3 separate regions of the Mus musculus genome follow, and regions 2 and 3 are each linked to region 1. A link is a loop called in an ENCODE intact Hi-C map of the cell type or tissue named here. Cell type or tissue: heart. All regions are shown on one strand. Region 1 holds the start of Dnajc1 (DnaJ heat shock protein family (Hsp40) member C1). Region 2 holds the start of Mir7655 (microRNA 7655). Region 3 holds the start of n-TNgtt9 (a tRNA gene).

What was found. Hi-C counts contacts between places; a loop is a spot of excess contacts. Peaks named below come from ENCODE experiments on the same cell type or tissue, not always from the same donor. Only the 100,000 strongest peaks of a DNase experiment are listed, where the experiment ranks them.
Region 2: a loop joins it to region 1, with 3 times the contacts of the local background. A loop is called at or near these places in 2 of 42 quality-filtered maps.
Region 3: it touches region 1 in a loop (7-fold over the local background); 11 of 42 quality-filtered maps call a loop at or near these places.

Annotation. Positions count from the first base shown.
Region 1 is chr2:18,388,669-18,396,668 of GRCm38, forward strand. Dnajc1 (DnaJ heat shock protein family (Hsp40) member C1) reads right to left here and starts at 4,162. Exons shown (of 12, transcript NM_007869.3): 1 at 3,623-4,162. The coding sequence starts at 3,832. In heart, CTCF peaks have their summits at 4,061 and 4,662 (motif pointing left); a DNase peak (open chromatin) is centred at 4,113; H3K4me3 peaks cover 2,068 bases; H3K27ac peaks cover 1,725 bases.
Region 2 is chr2:18,053,603-18,061,602 of GRCm38, forward strand. It overlaps Mir7655 (microRNA 7655), which reads left to right and starts at 4,244; the gene lies at 4,244-4,301. It also overlaps a transcript of Mllt10 not described here. In heart, no CTCF peak of the experiment used is centred here; DNase peaks (open chromatin) are centred at 789, 3,019, 3,359 and 4,269; H3K4me3 peaks cover 5,250 bases; H3K27ac peaks cover 6,155 bases.
Region 3 is chr2:18,583,363-18,591,362 of GRCm38, forward strand. It overlaps n-TNgtt9 (a tRNA gene), which reads right to left and starts at 3,755; the gene lies at 3,682-3,755. In heart, a CTCF peak has its summit at 2,340; DNase peaks (open chromatin) are centred at 3,769 and 4,189; H3K4me3 peaks cover 1,957 bases; H3K27ac peaks cover 812 bases; H3K27me3 peaks cover 2,188 bases.

The DNA of each region.
Region 1 (8,000 bases):
CCCTTGAAAGTCTTCCAAGAAAGCTAAGATTCAAAGTAAAGAACATTCCAATCTATTTTCCATTGTCAATAGAATTAAGTTCCTTCTGGCTTTCTTTTCAATTTCAACACAGCTAAACACAGAAATACAGATTAAAATAATTTTCTGAATTCTTTTCAAATTTTCCAATTTGACCAAATCTTCTCAATTATCTATATGTATTTCCCCATCGTTCCTAAAAAGGTTAAGGTCTCTAGTTGTTCATACTAATTCACTGCAAACTAAATAGTATGAAATTACAAACCATGATAGTACAGAGGAGGCCAGGTAACTAATCTTTTTAAATTATGTGCATACTGTATGGGTTTTATATTCAAGTACAGTACCGTCAGAGGCCACATCAGGTGTCAGAACCCCTAAAATTGGAATTATAGGCAATTTGTGAGCTAAAATACACAGGTACTAGGAAATGAAATCCATTCCTCTGCAAGAACAGCAAGTTCTTTCTTTCTTTTTATTGTTCTTGATTACTTAAATTTCTTTTTTTATTAGATATTTTCTTTATTTACATTCAATGTTATACCCTTTCCTAGTTTCCCCTCTGAAAATCCCCTATCCCCTCCCCCTGCTTCCCAACCCACCCACTCCCATTCCCAGTCCTGGCATTCCCCTATACTGGGGCATAGAACCTTCACAGGACCTAGAGCATCTCCTCCCATTGATGACCAAGTAGGCCATCCTCTGCTACATATGCAGCTAGAGCCACAAGTTCCACCATGTGTTTTCTTTGATCAGCAAGTTCTCTTTAACTACTGAACCATCTCTCCACACAGATATAATATAAATCTGAGCCCAACTAAGTCTACTGCTAAGTCTCTATATTCTCTTTAAAAGCTTAATTTCTACAAACTATTCAAAAGCATCATCAAGATTTGTTTTGCTAAGTTATTGTTCTACTTTGTTTTCTGTTGCTATGACAAAACACTGACAAGATAAATTTAAGGGAGAAAGTGGGTTTTTTGGCTTACATTTCCAAGTTACAGTCCATCTTTGAGGGAAGTCAAAGCAGGAACTGAAGCAGAGACCTTGTAGGTATGCTACTCACTGTTTTGCTCCCCGTGGCTTGCTCATCTAGCTTTTCATATAACTCAGGATCATCTGCCAAGTGGTGATACCACACATAGTGGGCTGGGCCCTCCCACAACAATCATGTCAAGAAAATGCTCCCACAGACTTGCCTACAAACCAACATGATTCAGGCAAGCTCTCAATTGAAATCCCTTCTTCAAAGATGACTTGTGTCCCCTCTAGCATTTGTCAAGGTGACAAAATATGAGCCAGTACAGTTATCTATAAAACTCTCACTAGCTACAGAATTTAATCAATCTTTTTAAAGATTTATTTATTTATTATATGTAAGTACACTATAGCTGTCTTCAGACACACCAGAAGAGAGCATCCGATCTCATTACGGATGTTTGTAAGCCACTATGTGGAAGGGCAGTCAATACTCTTAACCGCTGAGCTGCCTCTCCAGCCCCTGAATTTGATCAATCTTAATGAATACAAAACAACTATTTAGTTGACCTAGCAAGATGGCTCTACTAAATTTAATTCCTAGGACCCTCATGGAAAGAAAACACCAACTTCCAAGAGCTGTCCTCTGACCTCCATGTTTGCCATGGCACGCATAAAAAAATAGACAAACAAAAAATAAATGCAATAAAGAACATTCCTGGTGTTGCAAAGATGGCTTGGTGGTTAAGATCACTGGCTGTTTTTTCAAAGGCCCCAGATTTGATTCTCAACAGTCACAATGCAGCTCACAAATGTCTGTAATTCTGGTCTCAGGCCATATTCTGGCCTCAGTGGGTACTAGGCACAAAGGTGGTACACAGACATGCCTGCAAGAAAGCATTCATAAACTTTAAAAACAAAACAAAACAAACCTAGAGCAGCATTGTGGTGTGGTACTAAGAAGAAACATTTAAGACCCTGACAGAGGTAGACAAACACACACACACACTAACATGGAAGGGATTAGGCCAGGTATACTGGCACATGTCTTCAATTCTAGTAGTCCTTGAGGTAGGTGGATGGATAGCTAGCCTGGTCAACCTACTAAATTCCAGGCTAGTCAGTACAGCACAATGAGAAATCTTGGGGCTGGAAGGAAGTGGTAATTAACCTAAATAAAATAAAATAAAAACCAAAAAAAAAAAAAAAAAAAAAAACTGTAGAGGAATTACTTCCTATTCTACCTACCCTAGTTTTTTTTGGGGGGGGGAGGGGTGTTTTGTTTTGTTTTTAGTAGTTGTTGTTTTTGGTTTTGTTTTTTTACGTTAAAAAGTAAAATGCCTCTCCTGAGTGGGAAAAGCCTACAATCTCAGCATCCAGGAGCCTGAGGCTGGGGAATGACGGTTTAAGGGGATAGGCTGAGCTACATGAAGAACCTGTCTCAAGAACCTAAGCCCAAATAAATAGTCTTCAAACTTACATTTTCACTAATTATTGTTAAATACACTGCATTATCATTTACTCTGGAAATGAGGCCTATTTTTTCTCTATGAGCAGGAAGTGGCACAAGGTAACACAATGACCACAAAACCATTGTGTATAATATTTTTAACTCTTAAGAAATGAGAACTGTTAAGTTTAATACCATGGTAATTTTATACTCAATGATTTTATATGCAATCATGGAATTAAAATGCAATTATTAAAAATTAAATTTCTGTTTAACAGTTCAATTCATTTCCTTTGAAAGTTTCCTATTTCATAACTTATAGGAAGAGGTACATTTCTTAGCTAATTCTGTTAAGTGTGCCTTTTTGCTGCTGCTGTTGTTTTTGCTTCACAACTTACATCTTGTGTGAAGGACTCAATCATAGCTTGTGGAAGTCTCTCTCATTCCATGATCATGAAGTTATTATTAGTTATTAACATGTCTTCTTTTTTCTGTTCATTGTTTGAGGTAGTCTGAATAAATACCCTCACTCAATCACTTTCAAGTAGAAATAAAAGGGAACAAGAGATTTTACAAGTTAAAGACCCAAGTTAAAACCTGAAATGAAATCAATGGAGAGGCAAGGACGTATACACAAGACTATCCTGACCTCCTCTTTCAACAGCACTCCAAACACCTCAAACCCTGAAAGTGTCACAACTTCTCTAATGAGTTCTAGGACCAAGCGGGAGGAGGCTTCAAATTTTTCCAGATTTCTAACTGCTACACAAACACTAATAGCAGGCTTTAACGATTACAAAATACAGTGCAAGAAAACTGCTAACAGACGCTGGGCAAAATGTATTTCAGTCTTCCCAGAAAGGACGAGGGAGAGGGAGGCAGTTGGAGTAAACATATGTTTAAGTGGGAAGATGACAATTTGGGGTGATACATGGTTACTGTGTCACACTTGAGTGTTAAAAATCGGTCTGCCTACATCTCTCTTCCTTCTTCCTTCAGCACAGCTCGCGGGGTGGGGGAAGGATGGTCTCCAGAAAGCCAAAGAAAAGGTAGTTGCACCGTCCAGCCTAACACTCAGATCAGAAGTTCCGAAGTTGGGCCGACAGTGAGGAACTGGGAAGAGATGGCGGTCAAGTGGACCGGGCTGGGTGAGGAGGTCCGGCCCGCCGCGCTTACCTGCTGCACCCCGAGGAACTCGTAGAAGTTCAACTGCACCTCTTCCACCAAGTCGAACAACTCCAGGTCTCCGCTCTCCCAGGCGCGCACTGGCCGCACGGCTGCCAGCAGGAACAGCAGCAGCAGCCACAGCGGCCGCACCGAGGATGACTCCAACCCGGAGCGCCGGCGCTGGGGAAGTCGCGCGGATCCGAAGCCGGGAACCCACATCGCGCTGGGCTCAAAGAGGTCGGTCGGCAGGCAGCCACGCCGTGCGCCGGCAGAGAGCGGAGACGTGGCGGGTGGCGCGGGCGGTGCGGACGGCGCCTGTCAGTCAGGAGCGCGGGCAGCCGCCCGGAAGCGACCAACCAGGCTGCCGGCTCGAGGGAAGCACTAACTGCCGCGGAGCCGGCGGCTGGGGAGCGGAGACCGGCCGCAGCCCGCTCTCCCTCTCTAGACCCTCGCCCCGGCCTAGGAACAGCTGGAGAGCCAGCGCTGGCACCCAAGCGGCCGTGTGGGAGAGGTTTCCCCAGGCCTCAGCCTATCCCAGGCCTCGCTTCCGGTGACATCACGTCTCCTAGCAACTGTGGGGCGGGGGCGGGGCCGGAAGTAGGAACGCCAGGCGCTCTGGATTCTGGCCTCAGAGAACAGCTTTCCGTGGCTGGCTTGTAGAGCAGCTGCACGTGTGTCAGCGCTGGCTAAAAGAGGTGAATAATCAACAATCGCGGACCTCCTGGGCCAAGAACGCCTATCTGTAGGTTTTCTTCCCCATGCCTTCTACCTTGCCTTCCTAAGTATTGATATTAAAAGCATATTGGAGGGTCGATGTATTTTATTGCTTAGGGGCTTCTGTTCATGTGCATTTTGTTATTTGATCAGTAAAGGTAGGATGAATTGAACAATGCCTAAAACACACAGATCCACCCCATTGTGGTTTTGGAAGGTGGGGGCACAAAAAGGAATTTAACCAAGAAAAAAATTATACTTCTAAATATGAATTAAGATTTGCGGATATAGTCCATGCAAATAAGCAGCCTCTAATTTCCAGGAGATCTGAAGCCCCCTTCTGGCCTTTGTAGGATCCTGCACACACCTAATACACATAAATTCAAGAAAGCAAACACACATACATATAAATAAAATTTAAAATATTCTTTTAAGTCTGAAGTTTATTTCCTTAAAGTAAAACTAATCTTGGACCTAGTATTGACTTTTGATTAAGACCACTTCTTCCTCTTGCAGAGGACCTGAGTTCTGTTCCCGGTACCCATATTGGAGTGGTTCACAACTGCCTGTAATTCTAGCTGCAGTGATCCAGTACTCACCTCAAGCTTCCACAGGCACCTGTGCATGTGCACATACACATAGGCAGGCACATACATGTACATACAAGACCCATCATCTTTACCAAGTCCCTACATTAAAGCAAATGTTTGTTTATTCAATGAGTGAAACTGTCAGAAAATATGGCAACAACAAATTTTGTTTACCCAATGTCCATCCTTTCCATATTTGATCATATTATTGAATACTGTGTTATTTGAAAGTGGTGTGATCTTGCCACAACTGCAAACGTGTTAGTATGAGCTCTTAGCAGACAGTCCTGTATTTCTGTCTTGAACTCTGTGTTGTCCAAGAACTCTAAGGACTTACTCCATTTTCAGGGGACTTATCACTTTCTAAGGCCAGGCTGATACAGAAGTCGAGTTGCCTCTACTTTATTCTCTGAGACAATTTTCTTACTACAATTCAAATTTGTCATTTCCACATTAACTGTTGTGCTGCAGGAGGTAACACAATTGAATAAATCCTTTGTCAATGTCTGGGCTAAGGGCAGTTATCAGCTGTTTTCTTCCCTGGTGGCATTTACTGATCCTAGGTATGGAGTGATTCGCTTTGGTCTGCTCAGAGGGACTTTACACAGATAAAAAGAAAGCAACGAAATCTTTACTTTGAATTGTATGATGGACTAAGGTACAAAGAAGCCCCAAACATACAGTCAGCCGTCCCACAAGACGCCCGCTGAATATCGCTTGAGGTTGAGGAACTGTGCTCACTGGTCATAAGATTTGTGATAGCTATGCCCAGTTGTCAACTCCACTATAACTGGAGTAAACTACAATCCAGAAATGGAGGGCACAGCAGACACAAGCTTTTGATCTAGCGCTTCAGGCTGGAAGACACACATTTTTAATACAGATCTCGAGGCACCCTTTAATCTGCGCCATACTTTCTGCTGGAGGATTACATAAGAACAAAGGAAAAAGGAAAGGTTCACTCCTCTTTGCCTGCTTGCATTCACTTTGCCAGCACATCTGTTGGAATCTACTTCTTCAGGATTCCAGCTTATACAGAAGACCAGCTGAACTACTTAACATTGTGGGACTGAGCAACTACTGCAGATTATAAGTCACTCCAGTGTATTCTCTTTAGATAGATAGATAGATAGATAGATAGATAGATAGATAGATTCTCTTTAGATAGATAGATAGATAGATAGACAGACAGACAGATAGACAGATAGATAGACTTAGAGAGAGAGAGAATTTAGTCTATACGTTTTGTGATTCTAGAGAGCTCTGACTAATACACGGCTGTAAGTCTATATAAGGCTACCTAAAGGGAACGCCTACTTTAAATACATGGGCGTTATTCTTCACACTCAAGACCATGGCAGTTACTTCTGAAGTTACACAAAGAAGATCTCTAGGGCCAAGAGGATGAATGCTTTTCTGGTTCTTGCTCAAAATTTCAGACGAATCATGAAGAGAAAAAAAGAAAAACAGAAGTTGATTGAATCTTAATAACTCTGCATCCCAGTCACAATCCTACTCTTCTGTGATTATGTAGAAGATATCAGAAACTTACCCAACTTGTCTAATTTCTGTTTTAGTGGAAAATAAGCTATGGAATATAGTCTATGGAAATTTTGTGTAAAACTCTGGGATATGTGGTTGTTTTTAAGTGTAAGACATAACAAGAATAGGAAGTTTTGGCCAATGATAAAGAAGAAGAAAGATTAGAGAATCCCATAGATAAACCAGATGTTAAAGCTCAGATAAGATATTTGAAATGACTTATTACAAAATAAAGCAAAAGGTCATAAGATGGAGGAGGGGAAGGTGGGTAAAATATATAACAAGGTACAGAATTTTAACAGAATCAGTGGGAAAAATCTTGAAAAATACAATATATGAAATCAAGAACACAGTAAAAGAGTTAAACTGAAGACTAGACATAGTAGAACAGAAATTAGCGGATTTGGGGAAAGATCAAGACGATAAAAATACCCAAAGTGAAAGAAAAAGAATGGAGGAAGAACAGAATTTAAAAGGCAAGTTTGTAAAGAATAAACCTAGCATATGTATAACAAACCTCAAAACAATGAAGAAAGATACTCTGGAGCAGAAGTGACATTTGAAGGAATAGTCCGTTTTACAGAAGTGATGACAGACATAAAGCCACAGAAGCAAAACGACACTCAAAATGAATCACAGATCTAAATGGAAATGTTGAAATTTTAAATTCTTGGAAGCAAAATTCCAAGTGACCTATTGGCTATTAGTAACCTTTAGCCAATGATTCCTTAGATATGGCACCAATTGCATACATGCTAACAGAAAAGATAAATTACACAGAAATAATTACTTTTATGTTACAATAATATCACAAAAATTTAATAGCTGGAATAAATCCTAACTAAACTCTAAATATTTGTCCTTATACCAAGAGATAACTGTAGCTCTCACTCCTCATCAAAGAAACTTCTTTTTGCAACAGACAGAGACCATTACAGAAAACTACAACCACCAAAATGGGAGCTCAGTCCCAACTGACACATCTGTAAAACAACTGCTGTACTTAAGGCTCAAGGATCATCAGGGAAAGAGGAGGGAGATTGTAAGAGAAGCATTTGTGTCTGAACTGTATCATCCTGTGTCATCCTCAATGAGGATGATGACACCAATAGACAAGCTAGCATGGAAGGAGGGGAGCTCATAAGGCCTCAACCTCAGACAGACTACAAGGCTACAGGCAACTAAGGATCTGAGAGCAAGGGAAACAGCAATGGCCCACAATTAATGAATGGATTTTTCTTAAATGTGGTGTATCTAAATGTTATCCCCAATGGCACTATTTTTCAGCAATAATAAGAAGTAAAGTGTGTGTCATAACACAGATGAACTCGGAAAATATGCCCAGTGGAAAAAAGCTAGTCACAAAAGATTGTATATTCTATAATTCTTTTTATGCAAAATGCCCAGAATAGATGAAAGTATATTAGTGGTTTCTTAGGGTTGATCTTAGGGGATGTTAGAATTTCACTACAAAAGAGTGCTAGCTTTCTTTAATAGAGCAAAATTATATTGTGGTGACAGTTTGAACTCTTTGTCAACAT
Region 2 (8,000 bases), 340 kb before region 1:
ACTAGGCAACTCTTCAGATATGAATACTGAATATTGCAAGCTAAACATTTGTAAGCACAGGAGAGAAGGTTACAGATTGCATTAAATTGGAGTGTGGTACAAATCACTTCCATGATGTAAGAAATGGCCAGGCCACAGTCTTCCTGCTTTTCTCATCTCAAGGGCTGTGGGGACCCTAGTGACCAAGGAAAGAATGGGGGGGGTACACAAGAGGAGGGAAGAAAGGTGGGGGAGGAGTAAGACTTGATTTGAATCTGCAGCCACATTCCCTTATCTTTCCTGCTATCAGCCAGTTTAAAGGACACCATAATTATGGTAGTGATAAAACAATGCCTGCTTATGTGTGCTGAATAAATAAAGAATGCTTCAGCTTAAGAATCTTTTAATTCCAATTAAATGCTATCAGAGAAAAGCCACTTTTCCTACTGCAACTGCCTTTCCCCCCAATTATCTTATTTTGTTGCAATATTTTCCTATGAGACACATGGACCTTTCACAAGTGATCCTGAACACAGGGGACAAACTCACAGAATGCAGAGTTCATCTTCTCCTATCAAATAATACACAGATCACAGGAACCAACATTTAGTGGGATTACCCAAGTTTTTTGTTTATTTTACACGGAGGCCAAATTTGGAGAAACAAGTGATTATACTGAGTGTTGAGGCCTAGCTAGGGTCTGCTGAAGATACAGTAAAATCCTGAGCACCCAGAGTAAGAGGGAGATGACACAGAAGCAGTGGGATGGTCCCTGGAAAGGGACTCCTCTGGTTCCGTTCCCTTGGCTTCAGCCCAAATCCTCCTCCTTGGAACCCTGGAGCCAATCACTGTCTTCCACTTTCAGCTACTGGGAACACCCAAAAAAAGAGGGAGACTAAAAAAAAAAAAAAATCACAAGTTTGATTTTTATGGATGTGTATCATTTCATATTCATGACATCAGCAAATCACATCATGATCAGATTTAAACGTGGTCAGGAACGCTCATCCCCATCAGCATGATCACGAAACACCAGTAAGAAAATTTGGCTTTTAATTTTGTGATTATAGAGTAAAAATAAAGTCTGCTAACTTAGGAAACCTTAGTTTTCAAATCCAGACAACAATTCCATACTAGTAATTTCCACATAAATGCTTTGGCTAAAGTTGTTCTACAACATTTCGATTCAAACTTCTGTCTCCTTTTCTCTGTGGTTGTGTTTTGTTTGTTTTTAAAAACACGTGGCAAAGGACATATTATGGAAAATGCACTCATTCCGTCAAATGCCTATACAAATCTGCCCTTTACTTGGACTAAGTAATGATTTGCTGAGCAGAAGCCGAACAACAATATAATATACTTTCCTTGAAGAAAGATTTTGTTTTTATTTCAAAGCAAACTATTTGGTGAGGTGGTACAAAAATCAAATGTTAAAACAACAACAACAACAACAAAAAAAAAAAAAACCAAAAAAACCCCCTTCAGGGTATTTCTAAGTTTTCTGGAGAGTTGCAGGCCCCTTCCCTTTTGAAAGTTTAGAGATCCAATACCCTCAATTCTACTGGCAGAATTAGGTGGACTTAGAAGGTCCTAAACGTGACCGATTCACTAAGGCGGGGGCTACAGCATGCAGCAACGTGCTCCGCAACCTAATCCTACGCTAAAAGAGGGCAGAGAGCGAAAAAAGAATGGAATATAAGCTCTCCCGACGTTCCTAGTTACTTTCAAGGTGGATTGTGTATTTTAAGGCTGATGGGAGCGTCTGGTTTTTGGAGGAAAAAGAAGAGAAGGTAAGTGTTTGTCCTTGTATCCACCAGTTCCTAGAGAAACAATGAAAGAACAAAGGGAACCACTTCCCCCATCTGAACATTTTGTTTCTCTCTGGATTTCAAGGGAAAAGCTTGCAATGGGATTCACTTTACTGTTTCTTAACTGGTAGATTGCTGGGGTTGTTGAACTAAGAATGAGAGCAAAGTTGAGATGCAATGTAAATAGGCTAAATAATAAAGGCTGTGGTGACGAATCTGCAGTGCGCCTGGCTCGGCAACTTGCAGAAGTTGGAAAAAGCATGAAGACCCAGCCCAGGAAATAACCTTTGCATACAAGGTCTCGAACTCATTTTTAAACCAACCTTTCTTGTTGTTTAAAGAAGTCTCTGCGCACAGACCGTGTAGTAGGTACTGTTCCATGGGAAGAGAGTGGTGTTCGATTTAGGTCTAAAGTTGATCTCTATCGCTATCCTAAAATGAGTATTTTAAAAGAGGATTTGATTATTATGCTACTGCTTGCTAATAGAAGAAATGGCAGCGGTGGCCGAGGAAGGAGAGGGATGGTATTTAAATATATTTGCTTTGGGGGTACTCTGTTTATTGGCAAGTCTGCTTTTGTGGATTTGTGTGACTAAGTGACTGAGCGCTCTCTTCATTCTATATAAATGGATCCGCGTTGGGGGGGGGGGCAGCAAAGACGTCGAGCACGTGAAACTTTTTTTTAACCATCCCCCAAGAGGCGACCAAGCCCCCCACCCCACCTCGAAATGCGTATATTACCTGCCCTGTTACAGTGACACATGTTTATGTTTATAGTCCTGGTTTGTAGTAGTGTCAAGAGCCGCGGCGAGGGGGAGGGGGACGAGAGGGAGGAGTAAATGCAACCACCCCCACTTGTTGTTAAAGCAAATTTACTGCGTTCTTGCCAGCCCCATGCGGGGGGCTGGGATGAGTTGAGGGGAAGGGGAGAGTTGGGCTGCCTGTTGGCGGCGGAGGGGGTGGGGTAGGCTGAGCAGAGTCGCAACTCAGCTCGTCTCCAGCAGCCCAGTCAATAGGGGAGCACGCTGGCGCGGTGGAAAACAAAAAGGTTCCTCCCGCTCGCTGCGTTCCCGTGGTGGTGGTGGTGGTGGGGGGCCTGCGCGCCGGACTCCAGGGCCCTGACCTCTGACCTCGGCTCCTCTCGGCTCTCCCGGTGCGGCGCGGCCACTTTTTACCCAGGATGCCCCGCGCGGGCCGCGCTCTTGTGGAGCCGGAGCCCTTCCTGCTCCTCCAAGCCCGGCTCGCGGCCCCTCCCCCTGCGCCGCCAGCCCCTCCCCCTGCGCCGAGCCCCGCGGGAGGATTCTCCGCCGGGGAACCCCCGCCCCGCCCCGCCCCGCCCCGCCCCCACGCGGGCCCGGGCTGCGGAGACTGCGGCCGGCCAGGCCGGCCGGGCGGGGTGCTGGGCGCTGCGGGGCCGCGGGGGCGGGGAGGGCCCGGGGCGGCGGGAGGCCGGGCCCGCGGCCCAGCCTAGGCCTGGACCTGTTGACTGCCATTGGCCCGCTCGTCCCGCGCCCTCTCCTTGGCCGCGCCGCCCCAACCCTTCCGCAGAATCCGGGGGAGGAAACGGGGTGGCTCCTCTCCCCGCCTCCCTTCAACTTTTTTTTCCCTCTGGGGGTGGGGGGACGAGGGTGAGGCCGACCTGCAAACTCCTCGGCAGCCCCAGCCTTCCTCGGAAAGTATCGTCACGCGCGGGCCCGCCGCCCCCTTCAGCCCTCGCTATTTAAGTCCTTCGCCTCTGGCGGCCCGACTCGCGGCCGCCGGCCCGAGGGCCTGCGCCGCCGCCCGGCCGCCCGCTCGCCTCCCCTTCCAGTCGGGCTGCTTTGTGCCCTGGAAGCTCCCCGTCCTGCTACTTTCTCCCCAGCCCCAGGAGGCTTAAGATAAAAACCCTGCTTTCTGCGTCGGCCTGGGCACATCTTCTCCACCGAAGGCATTCGTTGGAGAGTTTAAAACAACTGAATTGAGAGGAGGAAATAGGAGTTGGTTGTTCGCTGGTTAGGACGAGCGACGCGCTTCGGATTTTATTTCTAACACGGCACAGTGTAGTTATAGTTAAACAAAGGTGGTGCTGTATTTCCTTCTAGATTTGGATTTCTGGGGGAAGTCTTTTTTTCCCCCCGGAAGGAGACAGCAACTCAGCCTAACGCTGGCAAAGAGACGTGAAGACCACTTCTGGAGACCAAGGGAGAGATAGGAAAAAATACGTTTATAACATAGGAGGGAGGCAACTGTTAAAGCTGGGATCACCAAATGAAGCGCCACATGTAGCAGGCGGGAAAGGGCCGGGCCAAGGAGGTGGCGGCGGTCGGGAGGCCGGAGCTGGGCGGCAAGCGAGAAATCCCTGGGGCCGAGGCTCCTGGGTGCTCCCATTGTTCCGCGCCGTAGCCGAAGCGTGTGGCGTGTTTTTGCCTGGGGAGGTGTGTGTGTGTGTGGATCTGCGACTCCTCCACTTCCGCCTGCGGCCCACGGAGCTCCTAAAGACTCGCCCTGCCGGGTTTATGACGCTCCGTGGGCCTGCAAGGAGGGGGTTCCCTGCCGCTGACCTCGTAGAAAGGCGTCTTCACAACGTACTGCTGAATGGAGCCTGCTGCTCACGTTAGAAGGGAAAGCCACATTGATACGTTTTAAAAATCACCACTAGATAAACGACAAATGTTCCTCCCCCGCTCCGTACCGGAATTAGAGCAGATTATATATTTAAAACATCTATAATGTATAGATTCGCAAATGAATGTTAGGGTTCGAAGGAGTTCGGAAAATCACGTTTTTCTGTCCGTATTTGTTACTACTCAGCTCTTTGTTGTGTACAAGAAGTCTGATTTTAAAAGGAAGGGTCCTAACAAAAAGGGGCCTGGTAAGGTGACACGCATTTCCAGAATAACAGGGAATTTCAAAAGGGAAAAACATCCATTATTACTGTAAACCACGGTTTGGAAGTAAAATAAATTTGCAACCCATCCTAAGAAACTGTTTTTCTTTGTGAAGCATGTGAGAAAAGTATTTTTGGCAAACGTCAGTTTTTTAAAAATAAAGATTTCCAACAAGTGATTCTGGTCATGTAGACAAGACCAAAGACATCGTGCATGAGGCTCGTGAAGCAATAATTCCAGCCTGTGGCCCAAAGCACACTAGGAAAAAGTAATTTGGATTTAGGATTTATAATAGACTTTGCGGGAAATTCCTCTAAAACACTAATTATGAATCTGTGTATTATGCAGCACTGTTTCCCAAGGTGGATTTTAAAAAAACAATTAGAATTGATCTCTGATGGAATATTATATTTACACGTCATCATGAAGACATCATTTGGCAAGAGTTTTGAATTAGAAAAAGAAGTTAACAGCTGATGGGTAAACAGCATGTTGAAAAGACCCCGTAAGAGTCAGTTAAGGGTAGTGGACGGTGTGATTTTGCTTTTGAAAAGTAGTTTGCGTCTGAACACTTTGATTTTACAGGTCTTCTCTCTAAAGCTGCAGTTCCTCATGGAAAACACTCATTTTAAGGCTCGGGGAGAAATTTTATGTCAGAGAAGTCATTTAAAGTATAATTATGAGAAGTATAACTATTTAAAGTATAACTATGGAAGAGGAGAAGATTGAGGTAGAAGATGAAGTAGTTTCAGTCTGTTGAGTGTTTCACACTTCACCCCTCTTCAGTTTACATTTTTTATTGATAAGCCTTTGACTATTTAGAATAGCTTTGCAGGTTTATCTGTTTGGGAGTTGATAGCAGAAGATGAATCTTCTTTATGTCTGTCTTTTACACGCTTAGGTGTTTTTGTCTCCTTTAAAGGGAAAAAATTAACTCAGAATATACGTGTGAGAAAACCAGCAAATGGTCAGGAAAGAAGAGTGGGGTGGGGACAGAGAGGGACAAGCAGCATTCCTGGCCAGTCTTTGTAAAACCTTTCTTTAATATTATGTCATATTTCCCTTCTCTGCTTAGGCCAAAGATGACTGCTTTTTTAATTGTGCTAAAGTGCCACCACATAAAAATTCCCTACATTCTGGCTCTCAATTGCACAGTAAAGTAAGACTGACAAAAAGATCTGAGGCTTGTGGGTTTAATTCACCAGGAATGTTAGGCTTCCTAAGAGTCCACTATGGGGTCATGTTGGTCCTTGGCACTACTACTGTACAATGCCAAATATACACATTATTGATTTTAAAAATCTTAGGTGGCTAGACAAACAGTTTATTAATTGAAGGAATAAAAATGAATTTGTCAAACTCATTCTTTCTGGGACACAATGCACTTAATTATATTCTTGGGCTTGTTTCTGGATTTGGGAAGGAGTGGCCCCTTTCATAGAGGAAAACATTTAAATCTTAAAAAGTGACCTTCTTTGGTCCAAATACTATTTAGCAATTAAGCTTAATTTGTTCTTTTCTTCTCTTTCTTTTCTTTTCTCTTTTTTTTCAGTTGCAGATATGTCTCATTTCTTTAAGGACTCTTCCATTTCCAAAACTGATTTTCCTCTTATCATGTTGAAAATCGTCACTTACATAATCTTATTGTGTCCTAAAAACTGACAGCAGAATGTCACTTTAATCACTTTAATTATAACAGAGATGCAAATGTTCAATGTCAGTAAAAAATGGAAAATGGACTCTACATTATATTGATGACTCCCTTTAAAGCCAGTTTTAAGTGTTGTTGCATCACAGGAAAAAACACAGCTCTGCATGTCTAAGGGTTATGTAACATCCACAAGCTCTAAAGGCATCCTAGACAGAAATTCTCCCTATTGGAAATTATTTGGCGCTTTATCTCCCAAAATGTAAAAATGTAAGGGTATTACATTTTTTGTTAATATTTATTTTATAGTAAAAGAAACAGCTCTGAAGCCAAACTCAAAGTTAAGTAATGCAAACTCTTAGAGAAGAAGCTTTGGTTTTGGTCTTTGAAAATATTTTAGATTTAGATAACTAGATTTAAATTTGAGAATCATCTCTCTTTCCAAAAGTTACATGCATCTAAAAATAATATTAATTATAATTGATTCTAAGAGGCTTTTGCAAATACAGTTGTAGACTTTTACATGAAAAGGTGGATATTCAAATGTACATAGTTCTAAGTCATTTGGTAAAAACAGACTCTAACAGGCTAAGAAAGAGAAAAAGTGCATCTTTTCCTTCATATTCTGAATCTAGATTAAAAAACAAGAAGGACAGGAAAACAGAAGGGGGCATTTGGTAAGAGGAAGATGACCAAGGGAGGGGGCGGGGCAGAGGGGACTAGAGAAGGGTGATGGGGAGTAAGTATGGTGAAGCCAGTACATGCAATAGATGCATGAATAGACCATAATGGAACTCATTAGCTTGTGCAATATATACTAAGAAACATTTTAAAATGCTTATCTTTCATGTCTAGTGTATTGATTTTGACTATCAGAAATCTTTGAAGATACTGACTTGGAAAAATTTTGTTAATCATTAGAAATTTACCTTTGATTGTATATGCAAAGTAAAGACTTGCTTTACTCTGAAGAAAAAATTTCAGACTTCACTCATCTTTTTCAATGTTGAATGTTAAACAAGTGTTTCTGTCGTCTTACTATTTCCAGGGTACTTGCTAGGCACTTGGTGAGGACTAAGATGAGAAAAAAAAATTATCAAGGAAGACTACCATGGCTCATTAAGTGGAACCTTGCAAAACCCATTAACAGAATTACAACTGAAAACATAATTGAAAAGAATACCCTTTAATAAAATTTGAATATATTATAATATGGGTGCCATGTCTAGGATATGCATCTATAGACACAGAAGCTACTGACTGTAAGTAACAAAACCAGTTTCAAAACTTATTTTAGTTAAAATAGTATACACGTGTATATATACATACATACAAATATATACATATATACACATGTATATATGTGATAAAACTTTTCACAAGAAAGGTAAAAGTATAGGTATCAAATGAATGAAGCAACTTTTTACTCAAACTTCATCTGAAAGTGTATGTGGATCATAAGAAATTGTATTACTACTACTACTACTACTACTACTACTACTATGACTATTGTTATTTTTAGTTGTCCAGCTAATTTATTTGTAAGGGCAATATAGTAAAGTCAGGAAGCTAGCTAAGGAAAGTATATAGTGTTACTACTATAGAAATATTCCCAATGATATAGAAACATATCTTAGTTTTTATGCCTTATAAAACAATCTTAGAATAATAGTTATAATAGAAGGTGATAAAACCGTA
Region 3 (8,000 bases), 190 kb after region 1:
CCCTCCAGAATCCACTCAAAGCCAGACACTGTAGGACATACCTGTAATCCTGTCATAGTGTGAATCTACAGTCCCCGTGTTCCTAAAGAGAAATGGGACAAGAAGACAAAAGAAGCTTTCTGTCACATATCCCAAGACTCCTCTTAGCCATGACAGTTTCCCAGATTCTCCTTGTCATTGAGGAATGTGACAATCTGAGTAGTACTGGTTAAATATCTTGTACGATGGACTTCTTCTGGACTTTGCCTGGTTTTTCATTGAGAAAAGAGCAGGGTTGTTTATGGGTACAGGGAACGACAGCTGTGAACAATGAAATTAAGGATGCTGTCTATCACCGAGACATTGCCCATGATCCTCTGATAAATCTAGGTTGCATTAGTGTCTACATTAGTCAGGGTTTTCTAGAGCCATGGAAATGGTAGAATAAATATATATAAAGGCAGTTTACTAGAAGGGCTTACAGGCTGTGGTCCACCTAGTCTAACAATGGCTGTCTCCCAGTGGAAAGTCCAAGAATCCAGTAGTCCAGTCCGTGAGGTTAGATGTCTCAGCACATGTTGAAATCTCAAAGAAGTAGGCTGTAATGTCAGTGAAGGAATGAACTTGCCAGTAAGGGCAAGCCTGCAAATCGTGTGCCCATGATATAGCCTGCCACAAGGAACTGTGGCCCAGACCCAAGGTGGATCTTCCCACCTCAGAAGATCTGGATTTAAGATGGGTCTTTTCACTTCAAATGATTTAATTAAGAAAATCCCTCATGGGAGTACTCACGTTTTAAAATTAATTTAGTGATGCATTTTATGTATGTGGATGTTTTGTCTGCATGTATGCCCACCAGAGTAGAGCATTAGATGTCATGTGAGTACAGTTAGACATGGTTGTGAGTTGCCACGCATATGCTAGGAATTGCTCTGGAAGAACAGTCAGTTCTTAACTGATGAGCCCCAAACTTGGGTTGAGTTAACTCCAGCTTGTAATCAAGTTGACAACCAAGAATGGTCAACACGGGTCCCCAATGAAGGAGCTAGAGAAAGTACCCAAGGAGCTGAAGGGGTTTGCAGCCCCCTATGAGGAACAGCAATATGAACTAACCAGTAACTCCAGAGCTCCCTGGGACTAAACCACCAACCAAAGAGTACACACAGAGGGACTCATGGCTCTAGCTGCATATGTAGCAGAGGATGGCCTAGTCGGCAATCAATGGAGGGAGAGGCCCTTGGTCCTGTGAAGGTTCTATGCCTCAGTACAGGGGAATGCCAGGGCCAGGAAGCAGGAGTGGGTGGGTTGGCAGGGAGGCAGGGGGAGGGGAGGGGATTTTTTTGAGGGGAAACTAGGAAAGGGGATAACATTTGAATTGTAAATAAAGAAAATATCTAATAAAAAAATCTAAAAAAAAAAAAAAGAATGGTCAACACAGTGCTGACTCCGAGGGCCCCTTCATCTATAAACACACACACACACACACACAAAGGTTTGCAAAAACAATTCATCCGTAAACATGTCTGCCGTTTTTCCAGAATGTTTCTTGTGTTTCCCATCTGTATGCAATGGTCCCAAGAAAGGCGGTGTGCTCAGCCCTCACCCACACAATTCGATCATCTACTTCTGTTAGAGGGGAACTTTGTTCTCAAAGTTCAGGTCCCCCCCCCCCCTCTTTATTTCCTGGCCTCAAAACCACCCCCGCAACAAGACGAGGATCCTTAGAAACTTCGGATCAAACTGAAAACTACCGCTTACGAGAGGTGACCCAGAGCACATCTCACAAAACCGTCTGGATGAGAGTTTATGTGGGTGATTCCCGAACACCAGCCTTGGGGACAGAGTCCCTGAACGCCAGGATTCATGGCCTGACTCTAGCCCTTTGGCTTTTCCTGCGTATTTTGCCTGGCCTGTTCCAATCTTCAGTCTTGCCCCCTTCCGATTAAATGCCAACAAGCTGCTCCTGAACCTAGAGACCCCAGTTCATGTGAAGATTCCACATCCCCACACGAATTTCATTTTGAATCAAATCGAGCAATACGGCGAACACATAACACATAATCTAATAATGTCCTATTACATTCTACAAAGTTTCTAAACTCCCTGCATGACATGGGGAGCAAGATATTAATGAAACTTCATGTAAAAAAAATTAAAATATCTATTTTGGTTTTACATTAAGTAATCAAGTCACGACTTTGGAGGTGGGCAGTGTGACAGTGGAACATGCATGGGCTTTGTGCCTGAGCTGAGTTCAAAGCTAACAGTGACATCAGGCACGAGGCTCTGCTGTACTGAGCTCTTCTCTGCAGCCTCAGTGACACTGACCGAGGACTGATTGCGACAATGCCTGGCAAGTAGGTGGCACTCAACAGCCACCAGACTTTGCTAATGCTACCGTTTGGGCATGCCCCTGGCAGTCATGCCTTGGAAACTTAAGCGCTATGGGAACTTGAGTCTTATGGGAATATTTGGAGATGGAACCCTTGGGAGGTAATGAGAACCACAAGTCAGGAGGGTGACTTCCCTTCCCCCTCCCAGGAGGACACTGGTGGCTTTGTAAGCCAAAGAAGAGAGATCTGAGCGGTCCAGCTTGCCCTCCCTTAGCATGCGATGCTTCTTGCATTTCTGCAGAGTTCCCACTAGAATACCCCTGACAGGCTGTAGCCCTGTCTGCCTATCCTTCACAAGTGTAAGCTAATCTTTATTTTTTGTAAATTACACAGCCTAGAGAATTTAGTTGCAGCATCATAAACTGATAAGAATAAACATACAGGGTCTGGAGAGATGACTCAGCAGTTAAGAGCACCGGCTGTTCTTCCGGAAGACCTGGGTTCAATTCCCTGCACCCACAAGACAGTTCACCACTGTCTGCAACTCTAGTTCTAAGATAGCTGGCACACTCACAATGACATATATGCAGGCAAAGCACCAATCCACATAGAATAAATTGTCTTTTAAAAGTATAAATTAATATTGCATACTTATACACATACGCAAAAAGAATTAGTATGTAAACCCAGAACAAATAGAGAATATGTATGTATGCGCATGTATATGCAGAAATAAAAATTTAAAGAATGAATCTCCCAATTAAAATATTGTTAATCCTACTCAAAGTTACTGGTTCCTTTTTCTTCCTTGTTTTAAATAGACAGGTGACCTCAAACTCTTGGGTTAGGGTTATTCCATTGCTTCAGCTTCTCAAGAAACCTGTGCTGTAGACAAGTACCTACTGATAGCTGATACACCAATCTTTACTTTTTTCTTAAAACTGGCTTTAGATTCCTATAATCTGTACTCAAGACTGAATTATTATGATGTAACTATGGTTATTTTCCTAAAGTATCTATTGGGGGGGGGCACTTTGTGCACTCGTAATGTGTGAGCAAAATATGAAAGTAACTTTCCCTTTAATTTTTCTTGCTTTAAGTTCTTTCGTTTTTTTTAGAAATTTAGTTATGAGACCGTATAATAGGTTTTCTTTTCAGGTTTATTCCATTTTCTATAAATATCTAAGACTTTAGAGCGGAAAAACCAAAAGGGCTGAAGCTGGGCTTCATTGTAACAAATTTGATTTCTGAAAGATAGCTTAGAATAGATGCGGAACGTTAGACTTCAGTTTGTTTGAATTTGACAGTGGAAGTATACAGGGTAGAAAAAGCCGCAGACAAGCTTTGTTTAAAAGAGAAAAAGGAAAGGCGTCCCTGGGTGGGCTCGAACCACCAACCTTTCGGTTAACAGCCGAACGCGCTAACCGATTGCGCCACAGAGACTTTGGCGCTCCTAGCTGCTCCAGGCAAGGCTCTTATGAAGAATAATAAAGGTTCTGTGACACATTTTTTTCCTACTGCCTGACTCCTATTTGAAGCAGAAATGTTACTAAAGGTTCTTAATCCTTTCGAGTTCCCCCTCTACTTCTGAAGCATATTGGAAAATTATGCCTCAAGATGGAGGAGAATTACAGGTCACTGCGTGGATTAAAACACTGTGGCTCTCCCCTCCTCCCAACCCCAGCTTGGAAGGTTCTGTTGCAGTAAGATGACAGCTTCTAATTAATTACCTTTTGTAAGGACTTGTAATGGTCAGCTTGCAGGCTGAGTTTTCCTTTGTTTCTGTTTTTGCGGTTTTCCCGCTGACCTTACGTTACTTACTAAGCCTCTTCGAGGCCGTCTGACTGTATGCGTGCCTTTTGCTTTTTAGATTCAGGTTTTACTAAAACACGTATTCAAACCCTGTTTGCGTTGCGACTTTACTCAGTGCGATTGTCCCAGTAACATTTCGTTACGACGTGTCCTGCGAGGCTTGCGGCCAATTGCTGAATGGGTCCTTGATTCTCTCTGCTGAGACCTCTTCACCTGCGTGTAAGCCTCGCCATTGAACTCTCCTCGCTGGCTTTTTGAAAAAAAGAAATTACAGAACTAAAAAAAAGATAGGACTTATGATTAACTGGGCACATTTTATTTAGCTCAGAATCACGGCTTGCAAGCATACTCTGTCCCTGGAAATATTCCGCAGGAAAATCTTTCCCTTTTGTGAAAGTTTACTTGGTGCCTTTTCAATACTGTTCAGAATCGTAATTTTGCTCCCACTGTTCCCGCTTCCAAGAAATTATAGTTTCCCCTGAAGAACTTGATATTTCCGGTTTTGTCACAAATTACTCTGGCCTCAAGCCTTCGGGGAGAAAAAAAAAAAAAAAACCGGTCGATATCGGGACTTAAGTTGTGAACGAAGTGCTTGGGTTCAACCAACATTTCGAGCCCGCCAATTGCGTGATGACAACTTAAATTGGCTTTAGAGCCATTCAACAGCGAAGTAGCCTGAAATGTTAAACAGCTGGGAACTCACGCCCAACTGGACCTCTCAGCTTTCAACGCACTTTTAAATGTGCACATGAAAAAAGAAAAAATCCTGAATTTGAAACAAACTAGGAACCTTCCGGAGCATACTGACGACATATATAACTGCATGGTGTTGACTTCAAACCTTATTTTAAAAATAGCTATTCATCTATGCTAAAGTCGTGAAAATGCTGGCTCTTTCTCTTCAAACTCAAAGTGAGGGTTTTTCCTCTGCTATTGTCCTCCGGACTATTTAGTTAGAACAGATTGCAACCTTGGACTTCACAACCCCTTCATTAAATATTTACTCTCCTGCTGAGAATATTAACAGGGATCCTGTTCATATCTACATCTTTCTTGCCCATTTCTCTTCCTGGCTCAAACATCACAGCACTAACATTTTCACTTCTAAAAAGAGACAGGAGCCATCCAAGAGAAAAACTAATGGGGGGGGGGGCGGGGGGGAAATGTCCGTGTTGAGAATTGCTGTGCTTTTGAAAACTGCCTTCCAGCCTCTTGTTAACATTTTAAATAATGGTTAGTTCAGTTTAGTTTTTGTGTATCACCACATTTGAAAATACTTTAAAAGAGAGTGTATATATATATATATATATATATATATATATATACACACACATATATATATATATGTATGTATATATATATATAATTAAAAAAAATACTGAATGGAACCACGACATCTTACCTTAATCTGTTAACATCTCTGCTGTGTAAAAGATGCCTACTTAACTAAGATGCTAAAAGGACAGCATAAGCTGCCACCTGAATGTTTGTGATCTTAGGCCTTAATATTTACGTACAACTTTGAAGGTACAACTAAATCTATTAAATTAATTTTAGAAACATTTTCCCCTTAAATTTTAGGGCAACCTAAGAAAAGCAATTCTCATTGTTGTATTAGCACTCAGATTTTTAAATTACTGAAACTGAACAGGACTGGGCATTTTGTCCCTTTTTGTATATTGTACATCACTCAACTACAGATTTACCTTTCTCAGGAACTTGCCTATCAGTGGAGGCTGGCTTGTACAGATTAATGAAACTATATATTTAATTTTCTCCTGGGAGAGAAACAGAAAGAACATCTGTGCAAATGGCCCCACGTGTCTTACCAGACAAGGCAAACCAGACCAAGAGGATTTACAGAGCCCAGGCTACCTTGGAGATAGCAGGGCTTTCGGGAAAGACTCCAACTTCATTCCAAGACAGGTAGCAGCTCCCAGGATCTCTTCCAACTCCATGTGCTAGACATTAGCATTTTCAGTTACTGAATTTGAGAAGCAGTACAACTAAGCTGTTTAAAAGGAGCGATTGAGTTGGAGCTGTGTTCTAACAGCAAGTTTAAACACTAATCGGACTCTTGTGCTCTAAGACACCCGTTAAAGGAGGATGGTAGTCAGACCTCACTCAGAGCAAGAAAGGATGGAGACCTGTGTGAGTCACATTTTATACCTGATTTATAGAGATGCTAAGGAGCTCTGTGACACAAGTCATGCTTTCCACTTGCCAAACCCTTTCTTCCTGTGAAAGCTCACCCTCGGACGGACGGGGTCAGCTGATCAGTTTGGCAGGCAGCTAGCTGCAAATGAGAAAGAGGGGTCTGTAGGTAACTGTTAGGTCCAGAACACCTAAAGGACTCAAGACATTTCAGAAAGGTCTTTGGATATCACTTTTTAAATTCACTTTTAAAATCCTATCACTTGGAACTTTCCGTGAAATTACTCAGATGGTTGTCTTCATTTTATTATTAATAAAGAATGATATATGAGAAAAGATAAACAAAGGAAAACACAGTAATACACTGGCCAGACCGCTTAGACATTCTCTCTTTCTCTTCTCAAATGAGAAAATCCAAAATTATTTTTTTTTACCAGATAATAAACAGAAACTCTAATCACCTGTTAGTTCTAGCACTGAAGTGTCACCCCCACAAAAACAAAACAAAACAAAAAAACCACCTTATTTAGCATGCTGCAAGGGATGGTCACTAACAAGAGAACTGTCCAAGTTTCCTGCCGAACTCTTTAAAGTTAGTCTATTAGGCATTAAGCCCATTGTACTGGTACACACCTGTGCCTCCAACCTTTGGGAGGCAGAGGCAAGAGAGCCAGGCTCCGAGTCCCCCTCAGCTACAGTGAGTTCCAGTTCAGCCTAAGCTAGAAGAGACCCTGACTCAACAACAAAAACAAAACTAAATATCCTTCTACAAATTAGAATAGCTAAACTATTTTTTTATTTGCTTCTATGAAATCAAGAAAGCAGATGCCAAAGAAAGAAACTTCACTAAGGATGAGGGTAGGTGTCATGGGGAAACCAGAGGAGAGCATGGACCCAGCATGGTGGGGGTGGGGGAAAAGCTCTTTGACTCAATCCTTCTGCTTACTCCAGTGCCAGGGAATAAATCTTGTTTTGTCTCATTCAGAAGTCTTTGGGAAAATAACACATGTTTTTGCCTAAACTGCTAAACAAATATGTCACTTAAAATTTAAAGATCAATAGTTCTGCTTTAAAAAACAAAGAAAAAAAAATAAAGCTTTGATTTAATTAGAGGGTGTTCTTTCAATGAAACCCCAAATCTGCCAGGTGGATGTCCTTAATCCCAGCACTCAGGAGGCAGAGGCAGGAGGATCACTGTGAGTCTAAGGCCAGCAGTCTAGAGAGTAAGTCTCTGGACAGCCAGGGCTACACAGAGAAACTCTGTCTCAAAAACAAAGCAAAACAAAACAAAATAAAACAAAACAAAACATAAACCAAATCTAAGCCTCAAGTTGTTGAGAAAAGCTCTAGGTATATCACCATGCAATCCTGGTGGCCTCTGGCTGGGCACAGAGGATGTCATGGAAGACCAGTGTCCCCAAGACCTACAGATCCAACAGAAAATTCAGGTGTGAAAATTCAGATGAACGCTGTGCAGAAAGAAGGCTTCCCTCCTTGAAGACAGTTCCTATAAAGTGGGCAGAAGTCTGAGTCAAAGTCAGTAAGTTATGAAGGCAGCTGTGCCTAGTTGACCACACTGTGTCTATAATGTCTGAAAACAGCATCATGGGATTTGGAGCAGAGGTACAGTCTCCATTTAAAGTGTACTTGATGTAAAACCTGTAGGTGATAGAGTAGATTTTATAGGACTACAAGATGGTAGGCTGGTGTGACTATTGAGTG